Linked DNA regions of Mus musculus: regions 2 and 3 are each linked to region 1. Evidence: chromatin loops called from intact Hi-C (ENCODE). Cell type or tissue: heart. All regions are shown on one strand. Each heading gives the region's core, and the rest is flanking DNA. Links, peaks and the distances in the headings are about the cores only. Region 1 has its middle 18 kb from the start of Ang6. Region 2 holds the start of Ear10 (eosinophil-associated, ribonuclease A family, member 10). Region 3 holds the start of Gm32482 (a long non-coding RNA gene).

Region 1 (6,574 bases), core at 1,438-3,937:
AAGGAGTGGGCAAGCAGCCTCTTTGTAAGTAAGCCAGGCCTACCATGCTATTTCCAGGTAACTTCTGGGCAGAGCCTAGAAGGAATGCTAACAGAGACATGCAGGCTTGTGGACTGAGAGTCTCTCGGGTTCTCTGCCTCTCCAAAGCAAGACAGACATTTGTCGAAATACCTAGACTATTGTACCCTGTAAGTCAATAACTCCTGTGTGTGTGTGTCCCCTTTAGAGAACATGTAGAAACCAACTTATCCACACACGGACTCATGCAATCAACAGATGTATAACTGGGGACCACTAACGAGGATTAGTCTGCACACTCCCTTTTTACATATGAGGGCTAAAGGACTGGAGGCCAGACTCAACCTCTGCTGTGAGAGGCTGTCAAAGAGAGAGATTGAGGGAGAGAGAGAGAGAGAGAGAGAGAGAGAGAGAGAGAGAGAGAGACTGTTTCTTAAAGGCTTTAGCTTTTAGAACATTTGCCATTATCTCCTTCATAAATCCTTCCTAATACATTGGAGTGAGAGCTAAGACTGCTTGCTTCTCCTTAATCAGCTCCCTCAGTTGACAAGTTGCAAGGTGTGTGTGTGTGTGGGGGGGGTGTCTCAGGCTGTCCCTTGGTGCAATACCCAAGTTCTCTGCATCTCAGAAAACAGATTGAGAAAGATGCTTATTACTGTGCAATTTGGGTTCCTTTCTACAGGTTTCTACTGGTCTCCCTAATAAAGGAATTTTTAAATATACTCAGAAGAAAGCTCATTTTATCAAAATTTAGGAAAAAAAAAAACAAAACAAAAAACAAAACACAGAGAGGCAGGCAAACTGGCCATCCCAGCACATCCACTAAGAGGGAAATGAAGGAGACAGAAAAGTCTTGCCTTTTAAGTATGAGACAGCAACATATGTCAGTAAGCGTCTGCAAAAAAAAAAAAAAAAAAAAAAAAAAAAGTGTCCAGGCAGAGAGAGAAAGCTCAGCATGTGGGAGGTCAGTAGTGTCCAGGCAGAGAGAGAACACTCAGGCGTGTGTGGGAGGTCAGTAGCCAAAGGAAAAGGTATTTTTGTTGTTGTTGTTGTTTTTGTTTTTTTATTTATTTTTTATTTTTTTTATTTTTATCTTTTGGTTAAAACTTGGGAAAGAAGGCAGGCTTCCAGGTGGAGATGTGTGCGTAACTGCCTTGAATTATCATTAAGGGTTATTATTCTTCCATCTCTGCAGTCTTGTGATTCAACTTTCCTAAGGAATAATCCCTGCTGTATTTTAGGAAACAGCGCAGGTTCAGAGAAAGCAACTGAGGTCAGTCACCCTTCAGGTGATCTTTATTAGCAGAGCCTCAGAGCCACAGGCAGCCATGATTGGGCCTGGAAATGGGAGATTAGGAGAGGTGGGGCACCATGGCCATAGGCAGCCAAGAAGAGGGCCTGGGGAGAGGGGAAGGAGATGGAGCAGGAGGCCATCTGATCTTTGGAGCAGATCCAAGGGTCAAGTCTCAACCCAGAGCTAGAGGAAGAAGTCAGATTCCATTTTTTTTTTTTTTTTTGAACCAGGTTTTCCTTAATGGGCCTGAAAAAGCCCCTTCTGGTTAATGAGCGGTGGGATCCAAAACTAACCATGACAGAAAAATCCATCTTCAACAGCTTCCAAGCCTGCGAATGCCGTCTACATACCTAACACTCATCTAGCTCTACACGGTTGCCACAGTGTCTTGGTGTACACAGAAGAGGAAACGTCACTGAAAGAAAATCTCTGGAAATAAACTGCAGTGACTGAGGCGGCTTGCCTTCACCTGACACCAACTGGCTTCTTGTCCCACCCTCCTCAAAGGATGGAACGGAGAGAAATCAAACACTCCAAGCAGCAATGTGCTTACCTGTCAGTTCAGAATTAACCACCTTAACTGGATCCAACAAGTTAAAACGAATCATCACACAGGATTTAAATGAACCAGTGCGGCAGGTCTCTGAGGCTGGAAAGAGCTCCTGTCCACAGCTCAAGTCCAGAGTCTAAGATGCTGGAGAGGGACTGAGCTGCCCTCTTTCTGCAGCTTCTAGTCAGTCCTGGACGATGACTTGAGAGAGCACTCTCTCCGGGATGGAAGCCTTAGATGAGGGAGCTCCAGCTGGTCTGTCCCTGCTGATCTCTGAAGGCAGTCTTTGTTTTCCAACAAATGAGATCTGGGAGCTAGACCTGTAGTCTTCAGGCTTCCTCCTCTCCAGAAAACAGGAGTTGGAGGGGAACGAAGGGCAAGCAAGCTCCTTCCCACTGGTGTGCACAGATGGGCTTTGAAATCTTCGTTTCATTTCTTTTATTTCCTGTTCTTTCACATTTTGTGTTCCGAGTTCCAAGCCCAGACCACCTGGGTTCTAATGGGCTCATTGTGGTGTACAAATAGGGTTTAAAAAGAAATGAAACAAATCAGAAAAGAGCTGTGGAGTCTCCTCTGGAAAAACCCTGAGCCCACCGCAGTTACTGAAAGTTCACGATCAGGTCAGCTGTTCTGGTGGCAGGTCTGTGTCTCACTGGTAGGGGAATTGATAAGAAAGTTTCTGAGCAGGCTGAAAAGATGGCTCAGCTCCTAAAAGCCCTGGCTGCTCCTCCAGGGGATCCAGGTTTGAGTGCCCTCGAATCCACATGGCAGCTAGCAAGTCAGGGACTGCAGTTCCAGAAGAATCTATCGCCCTCTTCTGGCCTCTATGGGCACTGCGCATGAGGTTGACAGATGCAGGCAAAACACCCATACATCCACCACACCCCCCACACATATAAATATACATGTATAATATGTGTACATACATATATACATACCTTTAACGTTTCTCTCTGTTCTTGTTGACATGTGACATTTCAAGACTTCCATGCTTTCTTCCTCTGGGGGATTTCAGAAGGATGGGTGGGTGAGTCTATGGGTGGGTTCCTTTTGCCTGCACCCTTTATAGTTCCTTTCCTCTGACACTTGAGTAGAGCAGCTTTCAGAAAACTCAGTGTGGTATTGGTGAGGGAGGGGACACCTACCACTAACTTAACAAACAAGCCTTACACCATCAGCACTTGTGGAGGCCCACACACGGCTGGCCCTGCTACAGGAACAGGAACCATGTCCTGCATGTTTCCTTTCCTGGTGACCATACAGGACACAGCACTCAAATAAATGTTTTCCTTTATAAGAGTGGACTTAGGCCAGACAGTGGAGGCACATGCCTTTAACCCCAGCACTTGGGAGGGAGAGGCAGGCAGGTCTCAGAGTTCAAGGCCAGCCGAGTCTACAAAGTGAGTTCCAGGACAGCTAGTGTTATACAGAGAAATCCTGTCTGGAAAAAAACAAAAAAATAAAAATAAAAAAGAGTGGACTTGGTCATGGTGGCTCTTTACAGCAATAAAACCCTAAGACAGAATCTTGCCCATAACTATGGAAGCTGACGGATTAGATCTTTGCTTCCATTTTTGCATGTAGTGCTGTCTGCATGCTGAGTTTTATAGCCTGAATGGAGTCCATTATGCTAAGATCTGGAGGAATCCTAAATTCTGGGGCCCTGTTGCTCTATCAGCAAACAACCTTGTGAGGTGACTTTATGAGGAGCATCATGAGGCCTTTAGAGAATATTCCTAGGAACACTGAGGGCATCATTTTAGCCCTCAGTGGCACAGCTGTGGGCATCTGAGGGACCTGGGAGAGGGGTAATGATGGTGAGAGACAGAACTCTGAGGACTCCTTATGAGAGAACAACTTTTTTTTAACCAATGCTGTTGATACACAGGCTAGCTAGTTACTAGACAATCAGTGCAAGCAGAGCTTGAGCAAACAGTATCTCTGCCTCCTTTGCTGAGATTTCCTTCTGCACTTCCCTGCCTTTGTGGCCTTTTTGTGCCCTGGAGGACAACCTCCCAGGATTTAGATCTTGTACCTGCAGTGTTCCCTCAGTCAGGGGACCACATCTATGTTGCTGTTTGCAAAAGGCACTGTAGGCCCTCTGGACCCCAACAATTCTGGCTCTGGAAGAATTGAATGGAAGCTTCAGTTCTTAGTTACATGGAATTGCTTTTTTCACACTGACCTACAGAGTCAATTTAATTCCAATTAAAATCCCAACCAAAGGAGCTGACTTCCACACTGAGGCCAGAGTATCACACTATTCATTCTATATGCATCCAGTACATGGGGTGTGACAGTCTGCCCTCAATGAGTACCCCAAGAACACATTTAGTGGTGCCAATCATGGCTCCAGGAATGAAGACATGCTGTACCAGACCAGAGGCAACAACGTGGTTCCAATCACGCACAGCAAGTATGGAATGGCAGGGAGGTAGAGTTCCACAGTGTCCCCCTGAAGTTACATATATGAATCACTCTGCAGAATCCTGAGTGCAAAAAGGAGCTGCATAACCCTTCACAGACACAACCAACCCAGAGCCCTGTCTGCATGGGAGGTCTCTCTGCAGTCCCTATGTACTTGCAGAAATCTGATCTGCTACAAATCAACTTTCGAAGGCATGATTAATACATGAGACAAATAGATGGTTTGAAAGAAACAGAGATTCTTTTGATTCTAGTGTCAAAGATATCATCCTGTCAGTTGGCTTTCATGTTTGGGGGTCTGTGGTACAGAAAAGCCCATAATGGGAATTGGGTATTAAAGCAAAACTGTTCCAGGTCATGGCAGAAGAAAGGAGGACAGGAAAGGGCATAGTGACCCAAAACATCCTTCAGGGGCAAGCCCAGGGCATCCTAGCTTCTTGCTGCTGAGTTTTACTTCCTAAAGCTGAACATCCACTCACAGCAGCACAGGCTGCTTACAACCTGGCTCATAAGCTGGGTCTGGAAGTGCAAGTCTGGGACCCTACAACTTCCAGCCTGAGGCAGAAGGACAGAAAAAATGAATCCAATCTGGATTTCTAAGCAAGATCAAACCAAACCCAGGCTCCAGAGTGACACCCTGTCTCAACACTCCTTAGCACTCCCAAAAAAATCACTCCCTATAAAACAGGTTACTGTGACAATTTTATAAGAGCTGTGCAGTGTCATTTCCATAGACAACCGGAGCACTTGGCAGAGCTGACAAATACTACACTGACACTGTGCATCTGTCAGTAGGTCAAGAGCAGTCATTGCAAGAGGATCCAAGGGTTGAAGAAATTCCAAGTTTTGGACACAATCTCTCAACAATGTATTCTGCACAAAAGACATCTATCAATTAGGACAGCAAAATACTCACTGTGGCTTATAGGTCAAGTGCAGAAGTATTTCTTGAGACAACAACTTATGATATTCATCAAGTTTTGGAAAGCAAAAACCCAAGGACTTACTACTAGGATATTACTCTGGCTGTACTTCACAGCAGGATTGTGAGCATTCTGGAGATGTGTCCCTGGATTGGAATGCAAGGGAGGTTTGGATAACAACAAACTGAGAGAGGCATTTAATCTGTTGAAGCCAAATATCTTAAAGTATTTGATGCTGCAAATGTAGTCCAGTGACAGTGCACGAGGCTCCAGGATCAAACCACAGCACAAAGAAAAACAAATAAAAATTCTATTACATTTAGTGCATCTGTTTTAACATTGGCTTATCGTAAGTCTTGCATCTTAGATAAAGTGGTGCTCTCCTGAGCATCCATGGTGTAAAATAGTTCATTAGTACTAGGTCTGGAGCACATGAGGGTAGATGGAAATGTACAAAGGAATCTTTTACAGGAACCAATAAGAAAGATACTGTGCAATAGGAGTACAGTGTTTTCTTATTGTTTCTAAGTGCAATTTTAATAGTTTAATTTTTAATTTTCCCATGTGTTGAGACTGATATGTGCCGTGTGTGTCCAGGTACTAACAAAAACCATGCAGGTGTCCAATTCCCCTTCAGTGGGAGTTATCTGCAGTTGTGGCCTCCAGGCAACAAACTGGGGTGCTCTGGAAGGGAAGGAATCTGGAAGAGGGGAGGTTCTCATAATCACTGACATCTCACCTCCCTAAGGATTATTTTTACTTATGTGTCTCTGTGTGTCTGTGCACATGTGTATGAACATGCCAACTGATGCTATTAGAAGACATAAGATGTCCCAGAATGGAGTTACAGGCAGTTGTAAGCAACCTAGCATCTGTGCTGAAACCAATCTTGGGTGCTCTGGGAGACCATCAGGTGCTCTTAACCACTGAGCTATCTCTGCACACCCCAACATCATATAAGTTTAAAAATGAAAGACAGAAATATAAGTGACTCTTATGATTCTGGCTTTCCAAGGCTTTTTGTTTCTAACCATGTACCCAGGCTAATAGAAAACTTGGTCTGTCCATTACTGAAAACAGTTATGAAGTGTGCAGTCAATCAAAAGGATTTCTATGTAGAGTTCAGTTTCAGACTTCAAACTGCCCTGTACAAGAGGACTTGGAATTTGATTCCTTACAATGAAGTCAGAAGCACATGACTTGGCCAAGTGAAGAAACAGAGGGCTGGTTGAACAATGTACCAATCTGTGAGTTCTGCATGTTGAAGACTCTGAGCCACCAGCTCCACCCACAGAGCCTGCTGTATATCAATGGGCCCAAGTCTAGTTCACCCATTATCCCTGATTTCCAGGACAACCAGCA
Region 2 (6,574 bases), core at 1,827-4,326, 63 kb before region 1:
GCTGGTTCTCTGATTTCACACAGTCCCAGCTTCTGCTTTCCTATTCCATGTATTCTACTCCCCTATTTTACACTTTCTGTAAGATTTCATCTTTGCTTTTCATCTAAATCCATGTATGGTTACATATAAGTACACACACACACACACACACACACACACACACACACACACACACCACTTTTAAAAATCCATTGAGGTGGAGAGATATCTCAGCAGTAAGAACACTGACTGCTCTTGCAGAGGACCTACTTGTTTCATTCCTAGTTCCCAAGTAGCTTACAATCATCTGTAACCCCAGGGCAGAACCTCTCATTATTCATCTCTTTACTGTGCAGATTCCAGTTCCCTTATCTTAGAGTCTGTCCTTCCTGGTTTGTGTTGAATGATCTCACAATTGATCTCTAAGGACAGCTATGCAGGGAGAAGGCAAGGGATAGCCTCACAGAGAGATCCCAATTCCCTGGTCTCCTCTGCCAGCCACTTCTTTCCCACAGAGAAACTTCAGGTAAGATGCTGTGTGGGAACTTTAGGGAAAGATTCCATCTCTTCTCAGATTCATTTGTTTCCAGGGACTGGGAAGATGTCTCAATTGGTATAAGGCCCTGCCTCAACACACACACACACACACACACACACACACACACACTTACTTCTCTGTGTGTGTCTCTTCCCCTTCCTCTCTTCAGAACACTATCAGACACAGAGATACCAGAGATCTAGATTTGTATGCAAAGATGTTTATTAGTAAGTGAAGATCTGTTCAGCTAAATTAAAGGGAGTCAGGGACAGGTTTCAAGAGGACAGGTGCTGATATGGAGCGCAGACAGAGTAATAATCTCTTCAATACTATGTTCTCAGCAGTAGCAGATGAGCGAAGGTACAAACTGCTGGCACTGGAGCTAAAATGTCCCATCCAAGTGAACTGGAACCACTGGATACATGGGACTGTCCTGTGGAGTTCTGGGGTCACAGGCAACTGTGTAGTACTCCAATGATCTTTTAGCTTGGTATCTGCATTGGGTATAAGGTGTTCTCCTCCAACTGGTGATGTTACAGACAGTTATATGTACCCGATATGAACTATTATGACAGTTTTGACTTATATTGTCACTGCACAAGCCACTTGGATTTCCACACACACCAACAGCATTAGCAAAACTTGTATGAAGAAAAGTATTTAAGCCCTTACATGTTCTTCTAAACCTGTTAATACGCTGCATTTCAACATTACATTGGAGGTTGGCATTATTATTGATATGCTGGATGGCAAACCACTGGGAAGTGGTTTGTCCCAGGCATGAGGCAAGCATTAGGACAAGTCCTAGCAGCAGCAGGAGGCAAATTCGGGACTCAAGCAGCTTTGGACCCATGTTTCCTATGAGGACAGAAGAGAAGTGACTGCTCCCACCTTGCCTCAGTTTTCCCTATGTCTACCTGAAGGCCCTTGCTGTCACTGTGGGTTCACAGTGCCACATTTCCTGGACACTGTCCCATCACCTGCCCACCCTGTCTCGGGCATAGACAGTCGGTGTCTTACCCTGTCTGCTTTGTTGCTCCCGTGGAAGTGAGTGCAGGATGTCCTGGAAATCAGGGATAATGGGTGACTTCCACTTGGGCCCATAGATATACAGCAGGCTCTGTGGGTGAAGTTGGTGCAGAATGTACAGATTGGTACATTGCCTACTTGTGCAACCAGCCTTCTGTTTCTTCACTTGGCCAAGCCATGGTGCTGCTGGCTCCATTGTAAGGAAGAAATTCCAAGCCCTCTTGTGCAGGGCAGTTTTAAGTCTGAATTGGAACTCTACACAGAAATCTCTGTATTGCCTTTTGATTGGCTGTAGGCTTTGCAACTGTTTTCAGTAAGGAACAGACAAGTTTATACCATAAGGGGTTATACACAGATGCAGGAAGTACTGCTGAGTTTTTGGTTCAGTTTTAAGGTTATGTGGGCACCTATACAAAGCATTTCCATTGCCTTTTATCATGATTTCCAAGGGCACAGAATATTTAATCAACTTGGCATGAGAAAGTTTTCTAGTTACAGCAGAAACAACACATGCGAAAGTTTCCTTATAATATTAGTAACAGCACAAAATAACAGGCTAGCCAGGAAACAGTTACCAAGGCCTGATATTTTCACTTAGGCCTTAACATTCCATCTTGGCTTTGCTATTATACCTAGGTCTTAACAATGTGAATCCTGCTACCAAGGAATATGGAGATAAGGGTGAGGGTGGAGTGAGGTGGTGGAGCAACCAGCAAAGGCACTTGCTATTCCTGTCTTGCAATACAAATTTGATTCCTAGAACCTATGTAAAGATAGAAAAAGAGAATAGATTCCACAAAGCTGACCTCTGTTTTCCACATCCCCTATAACACTAAACAGAAATTTAAGAGGGATTGGAGAGAAGACTCAGTGGTTAAGCATAGTGGTAAATTGTTAATCTGCTCTGAGCTCCAGGTGGGAGCATTCATAGCTCTGTAGCTGCTCAAGAGACCTGGTTTCATGAATGAAAGACACACACATGCTGGCTGACTTTTGATATGCCTTACTAGCTCAGTGGTTGGGCACTTCCAATTCTCCCTGGGGCTAGCACACACTCCCTCTGGTATTCCTGAGTTAACACTTTCTATATCCCAACATCTCATCTTTTCTGTTGGGAATTGGTTTTAATGCTTTGTCTTAATTAGGTTCCCAATATCACACAAGAATCTGTGTGTCCAAACCCTGCGGGGGCACTGTCCCCAGTTGTTTTCAGAAAGTTGTGGAGGAGGTCTTTGAAGTTAAGTCTTGAGGCTCCATAGCTTAGCCTCATGCCTGGCTCGTCTGTTTTTTGAGTGTGGATATAATGTGACTAACTCTTTTCCTACTAGTGGGACTTCCATGCCTGCTGTTGTAACTTTGACAGATGCTGGACTGTGTTTCAGTGTCTGCCTGGAGCTGTAAACCAAAGGTAACCCATTCTTATACAAGTTGGTTTTGCCCTATTTTATCACAGCAGTGATAAAAGGCACTGCTAATGATCTGAATTTGAGCTGCAGAATCCATATGGCAGAAGGTGGGAACCAACTTCTATAAGTTGTCCATTGACTTTCACATAAATGACCTCACACAGTGTGCTGTGGTATGTGTGCACCCACCATAACAATAAACGTAAACTGTAAAGGGCTGCAATATATGTGCCGCCACTAGATGGTGCTAAACCTCTTTGTGCGCAGCTGCGAGACCACAGCCCGCCAAAGTCACCAGTCCGTCTCCCAGGGCTTTTGCCCAACCCCTGGGGGCTTTAACCTATCCCCAGGGTGCATGAGGATCATGGGTGTTGCGTCCAGTCCTAGTTTAGACACGTCACCAACAGTATTTAAGCTACACACTTTCTGAGCCTTCTTTGTCTACCTCAATATGATATAGAAGTAAAAGTTAACCACGGAAGAACCTGGCGTGTCCTGTGTTTATTTCCTGCGGGACAGGGATAAGCTCGAGATACTTGGTGCCGAAACTCGGGAAAAAACGCCTTAACAACGCGCAGCACCAGAGGAGACCCTTCTAATCGAAGCAGGTTCAGAACCGTGGTGGAGATAAAATTCCGAGAGCATACTGGTCTTTGTAAGTAACTCTGATCCTTCTTAATCCCTCCCCTTAACTGGAAGGCGGCACTAAAAGCCTTTTGTTCTCATGCTGGCTGTGTTAACCCTATTTCTCCCGGTTTGATCCTGCACTCACCAGAAGTGGCGCTGAAAGAAAAAGATTTGAATGCTGTTAAGCACGGTCAGACGGACATAAATAAGCCGCAGTGCTTGTCTCATATTTAAGCCTCTCGTAGATAAGGGAGCAGTATGGGAAATTCACATTCTGTAACTACAGCTCTCCACTCTGTTTTAAAACAGCAAGAGATAAAAGTTTCTACAAGAACCTTAGAAACGTTCATTAGGGAAATAGAACGTATATCACCTTGGTACACATGTTCAGGGTCGTTAACTCTTTCCTCTTGGGAGAAATTAAGGGAAGACTTAGCTAAGAAACAACAGAATGGGAAATTAAAGGCAGGGACCATGTCATTATGGAAACTGGTGAGATCGTGCCTGGAGGATGAGAGATGCCATCCAGCAATAATAACAGGGCAGGCAATATTAGAAGAAGCACAGGACAGTATGGCAGAAACAGAATGGAATGAAAGGTTAAGAGCTCTAAAAAAGGAAAATGTGCACAAGAAAAAAAGCCCTTCCAGAGACCTTGAGTCAGAGGAAGTGAAAAATTTTGAGGATAAATCCTCAGGGAGAGAAAAAGGAAAAGGAGAAAGTTCAGAAAAGGAAAAGCCTTTATCCGGTAAAGGAACTAGAGGCTTTGAAGCTTAATAGTTTAAAAGCAGATGAGCTTAGCTCCTCTGAGGAAGAGGAGTCACATTATGAGGCAGCTCATTATAAAAAAAAGAAAGATACCATCCAGAGGAAAGGCGAGTGAAGAAATCAGAGAAAAAATTAAAAGTTACTGGAGACACAGAGCAGGCCACCTCTGGGCCTTCTAGTCTCAATACACCTCCACCTTATGTGGAGAAATTTTATTCTGATTCTTTTCTTTCAAAGGAGAAAAAGAAAAAATTATATCAGGCATTTCCTGTCTTTGAAGCTGCAGATGGAGGGCGAGTACACGCCCCCGTGGAGTATACTCAGATAAAAGAACTTGCTGAGTCGGTTCGCAATTATGGAGTTAGTACCAACTTCACTATCTCCCAAATTGAAAGATTTGCTACTTTAGCCATGACCCCAGGAGACTGGCAGACAACAGTGAAGGCTGCACTCCCTAATATGGGGCAATATATGGAGTGGAAAGCGTTGTGGCATGATGCTTCTCAGACACAGGCCAAAGTCAATGCCATTGCTGAAGGCAATCAGAGAAATTGGACATTTGAATTATTAACAGGACAAGGGCAATATGCTAATAATCAGACGAATTATGATTGGGGAGCATACAATCAAATCTCCACTGCTGCCATTAAGGTGTGGAAGGCACTTTCCAAAAAGGGAGAGTCTGGAAGATACTTGACAAAAATTATACAAAATCCTCAGGAGTCATTCTCAGACTTTGTAGCTAAAATGACAGAGGCAGCAGGCAGAATTTTTGGAGACTCTGAACAGGCAATACCTTTAGTGGAACAGTTAATTTATGAGCAAGCCACTCAAGAATGCAGAGCAGCAATTACACCCAGAAAGAGCAAAGGACTGCAAGATTGGTTAAGGGTATGCCGTGAGCTTGGAGGCCCCTTATCTAATGCAGGGTTATCGGCTGCCATCCTGCAGGGCCAAAGGCGTTCAGATACAAATAGTAATAACAGGGTCTGCTATAACTGTGGCAAGCCAGGGCATATGAGAAGGGACTGCCAGGCACTCGTAAAAGGGAAAGTGCTAGGGCTATGTACCAGGTGTGGAAAAGGCTATCATCGAGCCAGTGAGTGTCGTTCAATAAAAGACGTCAGAGGCAGATTTATTCAGTCTGGACCTCAGGCAGAAAGAAGTGAAGACAATTCAAAAAAATGAGTTTCTGGGCCCCAGGTCTCAGGGCCCCAAAACATATGGGATCCCAGCTCACAACAGGCGGACACTACAGTCCACAGAGCTGCAGAAGTCTCAGCAAGAGTGGATCTCTGTGCCATCAGTCGATTCATGCTGACACCCTCAATGGGTATGCAGCCCATTCCCACTGACTTCAAAGGGCCTCTGCCATCCAGAAGTGTTGGCCTAATACTGGGCCAGGCCTCCTTGGCTTTACAAGGCCTCATTATCCATCCTGGAGTCGTAGATCAAGACTATGAGGGGGAACTTCAAGTTCTTTGTTCCTGTCCTCAAGGTGTTTTTTCTATAGCACAAGGAGATAAAATAGCTCAGCTAATAATCTTGCCAAGCCTACATGGCTACTCCCCCTCCCCTGGTGTCCTTCAAGGTGCTAGAGAAATTGGCTCTGCTGAAAATAATTCTGCTTACTTAATAATGCCTCTTGATTCCAGGCCAGCTTTAGAGTTAGTTATAGAAGGGAAACACTTCAAAGGGATTCTAGATACAGGAGCAGATAAAAGTATCATCTCTTCCCACTGGTGGCCAAAAGCTTGGCCCGTTACTCAGTCATCACATTCTTTGCAAGGGTTAGGCTATCAGTCCTGCCCCACTATCAGCTCTCGAACTCTGAGCTGGCAAGCACCTGAAGGTCAAACGGGAAGGTTTACTCCCTATGTCTTACCACTCCCAGTTAATCTTTGGGGGAGAGACATTTTACAGGCACTAGGAATAACCTTGACTAATGAGTACTCACCACAAACTGTTCAAATGATGAAGAAAATGGGCTATAAATTAGAGAAAAGAGAGCAGGGTAGACTTGAACCTATTCCTCAAGAGGGTAATAAAGGAAGACAAGGCTCAAATTTTTTCTAAAATCAGCTGTTGAGGGTTCCATGCCCATACCATGGATTACAGAGGAGATTGTATGGGTTCCTCAATGGCCTCTATCCTCTGAAAAATTAGAAGCAGCCTCAAAACTGGTCTCTGAACAGCTACGCTTAGGTCATTGAGAGCCCTCTACCTC
Region 3 (6,574 bases), core at 2,080-4,579, 54 kb before region 1:
TAAAACCCTCCAGCAGAGTTGCCAATATTTTTCGACAAATACAGTTTGTTTTATTAAATAGAAAATTCCCTGTTTATATTACTCATGTTAGGGCACACTCAGGCCTCCCTGGTCCTCTGTCTCTGGGAAATGATTTAGCAGACAAAGCCACTAAGGTTATAGCTGTTGCTCTGTCTTCCCAGGTAAAAGCAGCAAAAGAATTTCATAAGCGCTTTCATGTGACAGCTGAGACTTTACGTCGCCGCTTTGCATTAACTAGAAAAGAAGCTAGAGAGATTGTTACTCAATGTCACAATTGTTGTGAATTTTTACCTGTCCCTCATGTGGGGATAAACCCTCGTGGCGTCAGGCCATTACAGGTCTGGCAAATGGATGTCACGCATATTTCCTCCTTTGGGAGAAATCAATATTTACATGTTTCTATTGACACCTGCTCTGGTGTAATGTTTGCCACACCTTTAACAGGTGAAAAAGCCTCTCATGTTATTCAACATTGTCTCGAGGCATGGAGTGCTTGGGGAAAACCCAAACTCCTTAAGACAGACAATGGACCAGCTTACACCTCTCAAAAATTTCAACAGTTCTGTCGCCAGATGGAAGTGACTCATCTGACTGGTCTTCCGTATAATCCTCAAGGACAGGGCATTGTAGAACGTGCCCATCGCACCCTCAAGTCCTACCTTATTAAACAAAAGGGGGGATTCCAGGAAGTTCTACCCACAGTGCCAAGAGTAGCTGTTTCTATGGCACTCTTCACTCTTAATTTTTTAAACCTTGATGCTCAAAGGCCATACTGCGGCTAAACGTCACTGTTCAGAGCCTGACAGGCCAAAAGAGATGGTAAAATGGAAAGATGTTTTGACTGGTCTCTGGAAAGGCCCAGATCCTATATTAATAAGATCCAGGGGAGATGTTTGTGTTTTCCCACAGGAAGAAGACAACCCATTCTGGCTGCCGGAACGACTGACACGGAGAATTCTGACACCTGAAGATGACTCCCGGATGGATCCCTTGGAAACTACCTCTAGTCCTCGTGCTACCTCTGTGGATTTGGGTTCCTAGTATATTTGGAGAGTATAGATGGGCAATTCTGTCTGCTTTCCCTAAGCCCATGCCTGTCCGTCATAATACAGCTGTTTTTCCCAAGTTTTTTACGACCAATAAAACTTTAGGCCTGCGATACCTACCATTTGACCCTATCTGGGCACCATTGGGAGAAAAACGCTCTTTAAGGGAACGAGGTTCTCTCTGTTTCCAAATTTATGAATTAGAAAATTGTATCAGACTCACCAGCCGAGCTTTGGGAATGTTTTTTAAGTATCGAGGAGGCGTGGTGAAAATAACCCAAGACACTTCCAACAGAGATATAACCCTTACAAATCGGACCTTCTGGCAGGAGGCAATTTGGGTTAATGGTACATTTCTACCACCTAACTTTTCAGACAAAGAACGTCCCAATCAACCAAAAATGGCTCCTCATTGTAGCTTGGAAGATGAAGGGCTGATCCTGCCTTGGTCTGATTGTCAATCCTCTGTCACTCGTTGGGCAGATCAGAGTAAAACCTTTTCCTTTTCTCCCAACATGATAGATGACCCAGAGCAGAAATATGTTATGAAAAAGGGACTTTTCATACAGGACTTTAGAATGCATCCTTTTCATAAATGGGTACTTTGTGGGATTAATGGTAGCTGTACAGATCTTAATCCCTTGGTTTTCCTCCAAGGAGGAACTGCTGGAAAAGCGATTTTTAATGGTATTTCAAAATTTGCTCAGTTTCATCAAGTTCTGTTACCTGATAGAACCATTTATCAAAATTCTACTACTAAAATCACTGGATTTAATAAGACACTGATAAAGCAAACTAATTATTTACCTACTCCAATTTGTGTGTACACCCCTTTCTTGTTTATTCTTTCTAATGGTTCCTTTGAATCCTGTACTAATGAAACCTGCTGGATGTCACAATGCTGGAGCCTTAAGTGGGCCAGCCGTGCAATGCTTGCCAAGATTCCACGATGGGTTCCTGTCCCCGTGGAGATTCCTTCCACCATAACCTTACACAGGCAAAAGCGAGACTTTGGTATCACTGCAGCCGTTGTGATGACAATGGCTGCCAGTGCAGCGGCAGCTACAGCTGCTAGAATTGCTATGGCAACATCAGTCCAATCAAGTACAACTGTCCAGCAGTTGTCCTCCTCTGTGGCAGAGGCGATCGATCAACATTCAGTGCTCAGTGCCCAATTAAAAGGTGGGCTAATGATAGTGAACCAGCCCATTGACCTGGTGGAGGAAAGGCTGGAAATTCTGCTCCAATTGGCTCAGCTTGGCTGTGATAAAAAATCAGGAGCCTTATGTATTGCTAGTGTCCAATATGAAAATTGGACACATGCAGCTAATCTATCTAAAGAATTGTCTTTGTTTCTTACAGGAAACTGGTCTGAAGGATTTGACGAAAAGCTTGAGGCGCTACGTACAGCAGTGATGACAATTAATTCTATGCGAGTGGACCCATCATTGATCTATGGAATCAAAGGACTTTCTTCCTGGATGTCCTCTGCATTCTCACATTTTAAAGAGTGGGTGGGAGTGGGCCTGTTCGGTGCAACCCTGTGTTGTGGACTAGTGTTTCTTCTATGGCTGGTATGCAAACTCAGATCTCAACAGAAACGTGACAAGGTGGTAATTGCTCAAGCACTTGCTGCCATAGAGGAAGGCACCTCCCCTGAAATTTGGCTATCTATTCTCAAGAATTAGTTGGCATTTGAGTTCTCTGTCTTTTCATCCCACAAAATTGTGGATACATTGCATTGAGATGAGAGAAACTCAACAATCATTGATCAGCCCGTGTGCATTGCTGAGGTTTCCTCATTACATGTGATAAGGTGATCATGATTTCCCCACTAATTCATTTCTGGCTGGCCTCTTTTGTAGAGTTCACCCTAGGCCATTTAGCAGTTATAGTCACACAGCACTGTGATATCCAAAGACGGGCAACTTTCCTCATGCACAGACCAACCTAAGACAATGGGGCCCGGTGGTGATAGGGTTACCCGATAACGGGTAAGGCTGTGACATTGGAGGAACGACCTAAAACAGGGGCCACAGCAGATGGACCTAACTACATAGGCCTAGACAAGCCTCATTTTAATAAATTATAGAGGGGGAGATGTAAAGGGCTGCAATATATGTGCCGCCACTAGATGGTGGTAAACCTCTTTGTGCGCAGCTGTGAGAGCACAGCCCGCCAAAGTCACCAGTCCATCTCCCAGGGCTTTTGCCCAACCCCTGGGGGCTTTAACCTATCCCCAGGGTGCATGAGGATCATGGGTGTTGCTACCAGTCCTAGTTTAGACACGTCACCAAAAGTAATTAAGCCACACACTTTCTGAGCCTTCTTTGTCTACCTCAATATGATATAGAAGTAAAAGTTAACCACGGAAGAACCTGGCGTGTCCTGTGTTTATTTCCTGTGGGACAGGGATAAGCTCGAGATAGTAAACCATGATAATAAAGCAAAACAGCAAACAAAAACATGGACAATAAACAACGAATCTCACCACCTCCCTTAAACCCCAAGAGCTCCTGCCCAGATTCAGATCAATGCCTGTAACATCTGCTTCTCAGAGAGTTTACAGTGCAGGAGAGCATAAGACACCCTAGATACATAGAAGAAAGAGAGCAAAGGGAGAAAATGCTAACACCTGTCTCAGAGATTAGCATCTCCACGGGGATAAACATGAGATGGAATGTCTATTTCTCACTGCCCCCCACACCATTTTTTTAAATCTGTTGAGGTGGAGAGACAGCTTAGCAGTAAGAACACTGCTGACACTGGGAAACTTTCAGTCAGTAGGTCAATCGTAGTCATGGCAAGAGGATCCCAGGGTTGAAGAAAATCCATGTTTTGGTCACAATCTCTCACCAATGGAATCTGCACAAATACATCTATCAATTGGGACAGCAAAATACTCACTGTAGCTTATAGGTCAAGTGTAGCACTATTTATTGAGACAATACCATATTATATTCATCAAGTTTGGAAAGAAAAACCAAAGGACTTACTATTAGGGTGTTACTCTGGCTGTACTTCACAGCAGAATTGTGAGCAGTTCTGGAGATGTGTCAGTAGATTGGAAAGCAAGGAAGGTTTGGATAACAAAAATCTTAATGAGGCATTTAAACTACTGAAGCCAAAACTCTTTATCTATCTGATGCTGTAAATGTAGCTCATTGACAGAGTACACAAGACTCCAGGATCAAACTCCAGCACAAAGAAAAACAAATAAAAATTCTATTACATTTAGAATATCTTTTAAAACATTGGCTAATAGTAACTCTGGCATCTTAGATAAAGTGAAGTTCTCTTAAGGGTCCATGTTGTAAAACTAGACCATTAGTACTAGTTCTGGAGCAAATTGGGTTAGATGGAAATATAGAAAGGGATCTTTTACAGGAACCAATCAGAAAAATACTATGATCTATGCCATGAGTACAGTTTTTTTGTTATTGATTCTAAATGCAGTGTTTAAGGTTTATCTTTTAACTTTCTCATGTATGTGCACTCCCATGTGCCATGCATGTACAGGTCCTATAAAAACCAAACATGCGTCTGATTTCTCTGGAGCTGGAGTTATCTGCAGTTGTGGACTCCTGGTGACAAACTGCTGTCCTCTGCAAGGGAAAGAATATGGAAGAGGGGAAGTTCTCTTAATCACTGACATCTCACTGACACCTAAGGCTTATTTGTAATAATGAGTCTCTGTGTGTCTGATCACATGTGTATGAACATGCCAACAGATGCTATTACACGAGACCAGGTGCCCTGGAATGGAGTTACAGGAAGTGAAAAGCTACCCAGCATAGGTGCTGAAACCAAACTTGATTCTCTGGAAGAGTACCATGTGGTTTTAACAACAGAGCCATCACTGCAGACACCAACACCATTTAATTTTAGAAATGAAATGCAGAAATATAAATATCTCTTATGATTGTGGATTTCCAAGACTTTGTTCCTAAGTATGTATCAAGGCTAACAGAAAACTTGGTCTGTTCCCTGAGGATGATGCTCACTTGTCCAGAAAAGACAGACCTTAGATGCTCTGTGGCCTAATGCTTCTGTCTGAGAAGAATATGCTTTAACAAAAACAACAGCAACAATACAAAACACAAAGAGAGGGGGAGAGTGCCACATGTGTTTGTTCTGGCACACTGGGCAATATTTGATCCATTTAGGGAGACGCAGAACTGATAAAGTGGGAATGGGGATCTGGGGATTGAGCCTCTTTCCTAGGAACTGAAGAAAACTGATAGTAGTCTGAGGTAGGGTAGGAGATAAGGCCTGTGTGTTCTGGAGACAGGGCTGTGACTGCACCTGCTGGACTTGCCAGTCAGGTTGACCATCTGGAAAAGGTGACTGTGTGCCAGTTGATCTCAACCCAGGGCTTGGATGTTTGAACCATCTCTTCTCAGAGTTGATGTAGGAGTGGAGAGGGGCGAGAGGAGATATGGGGAGTCTTACTAGATGGCACATTCAAGGGAAATGATGGCAGCCATGACTTTGAAGTAGGCTGTTTTCTTCTTTCAGGCCCACTGAGATCCACCTCCTGGCTTCTCCTCTGCCCACAAGCATGCAGTTGCATTTATCCCCCTGCTTCACACAGACTCATCAAGCCTCCCCAGGGAGTTTTTAAGGTGCTGAAATAATTCTCAGACTTCCACAGAAAACATTTACACACACATACATACTGGGAGTGGGGAATAAAAAAAGTGAAAAAAGGAAGCAAAGAAGAAAAAAAGAAAAGGAAGGAAGGAAAAAAGGAAGGAAGAAAGGAAAAAAGGAAGGAAGGAAGCCCTAGGAAGGCAAATTCTTCATGCACAACTCTTTCAGAAGACTTTGCAGGATGGTTCCATCTGGGAAACTAGATCTGGAGGACAGAGGGCAACCCCTAGTCACTGCACACCCTCTGTCTCCTGCATTCCTTCACTTCACCATTAGCACCATGCAGCACAGAAGTGCTTCTTGCAAATGGAATGGAAGGCACTTGAGGCTGCAGCCACCTGAGGGGCTCAATGCAGAAGCACACAGAGAGCTCAGCCTGGCTCCTTTGGGAACATGGATCCTTCTATTAACCAATAACTTCAGTCTTGGCCATCTGTGCCCAGAGCTGCTTTGACCTTTAGAGTCCTGATACCTTTCCTTGTTTCTGTCCCCTGAGGATGACTCTCACTTCTCTAGAAAAATCAGTCCTTAGTTGCCCTGTGGCTTACTGCTTCTGTCTGAGAAAAGTCTCAAAATCTTCTCTCTCTTCCCTCTACCCTGCTAAAAACAAATAAGTTTGGGGTCACAATAAAAGAGACCACCACCCTAACTGAAGTTTCTGGACAAGGCAGTCCAAACATTTCTATGTAAGCACTATCTAATGATTATAACAATACATAGAAAATCTTTCACTACAGCTCACCATAAAGAGTACGGAACAATTTCTGAGCAATAACACAACACATCAAGAGGACAAAGGGAAGGAGATGTGTGGGCATCTCCATCTTAACATCCCACCTTCTGAGAATTGATGC

Evidence for each region. Peaks named below come from ENCODE experiments on the same cell type or tissue, not always from the same donor. Only the 100,000 strongest peaks of a DNase experiment are listed, where the experiment ranks them.
Region 2: a loop joins it to region 1, with 6 times the contacts of the local background. A loop is called at or near these places in 17 of 42 quality-filtered maps.
Region 3: a loop joins it to region 1, with 6 times the contacts of the local background. A loop is called at or near these places in 17 of 42 quality-filtered maps.

Annotation. Positions count from the first base shown.
Region 1 is chr14:43,984,939-43,991,512 of GRCm38, forward strand. No RefSeq gene overlaps it. Among named protein-coding and RNA genes, the nearest start is that of Ang6, 18 kb to the right of the region's middle. In heart, for the core only: a CTCF peak has its summit at 2,688 (motif pointing left); a DNase peak (open chromatin) is centred at 2,633.
Region 2 is chr14:43,921,999-43,928,572 of GRCm38, forward strand. It overlaps Ear10 (eosinophil-associated, ribonuclease A family, member 10), which reads right to left and starts at 1,598. Exons shown (of 1, transcript NM_053112.2): 1 at 900-1,598. The coding sequence starts at 1,370. The coding sequence ends at 900. In heart, for the core only: a CTCF peak has its summit at 3,188 (motif pointing right); a DNase peak (open chromatin) is centred at 3,283; H3K4me3 peaks cover 998 bases; H3K27ac peaks cover 762 bases.
Region 3 is chr14:43,929,973-43,936,546 of GRCm38, forward strand. It overlaps Gm32482 (a long non-coding RNA gene), which reads left to right and starts at 5,611. Exons shown (of 3, transcript XR_383384.2): 1 at 5,611-5,692. In heart, for the core only: a CTCF peak has its summit at 3,199 (motif pointing right); no DNase peak of the experiment used is centred there.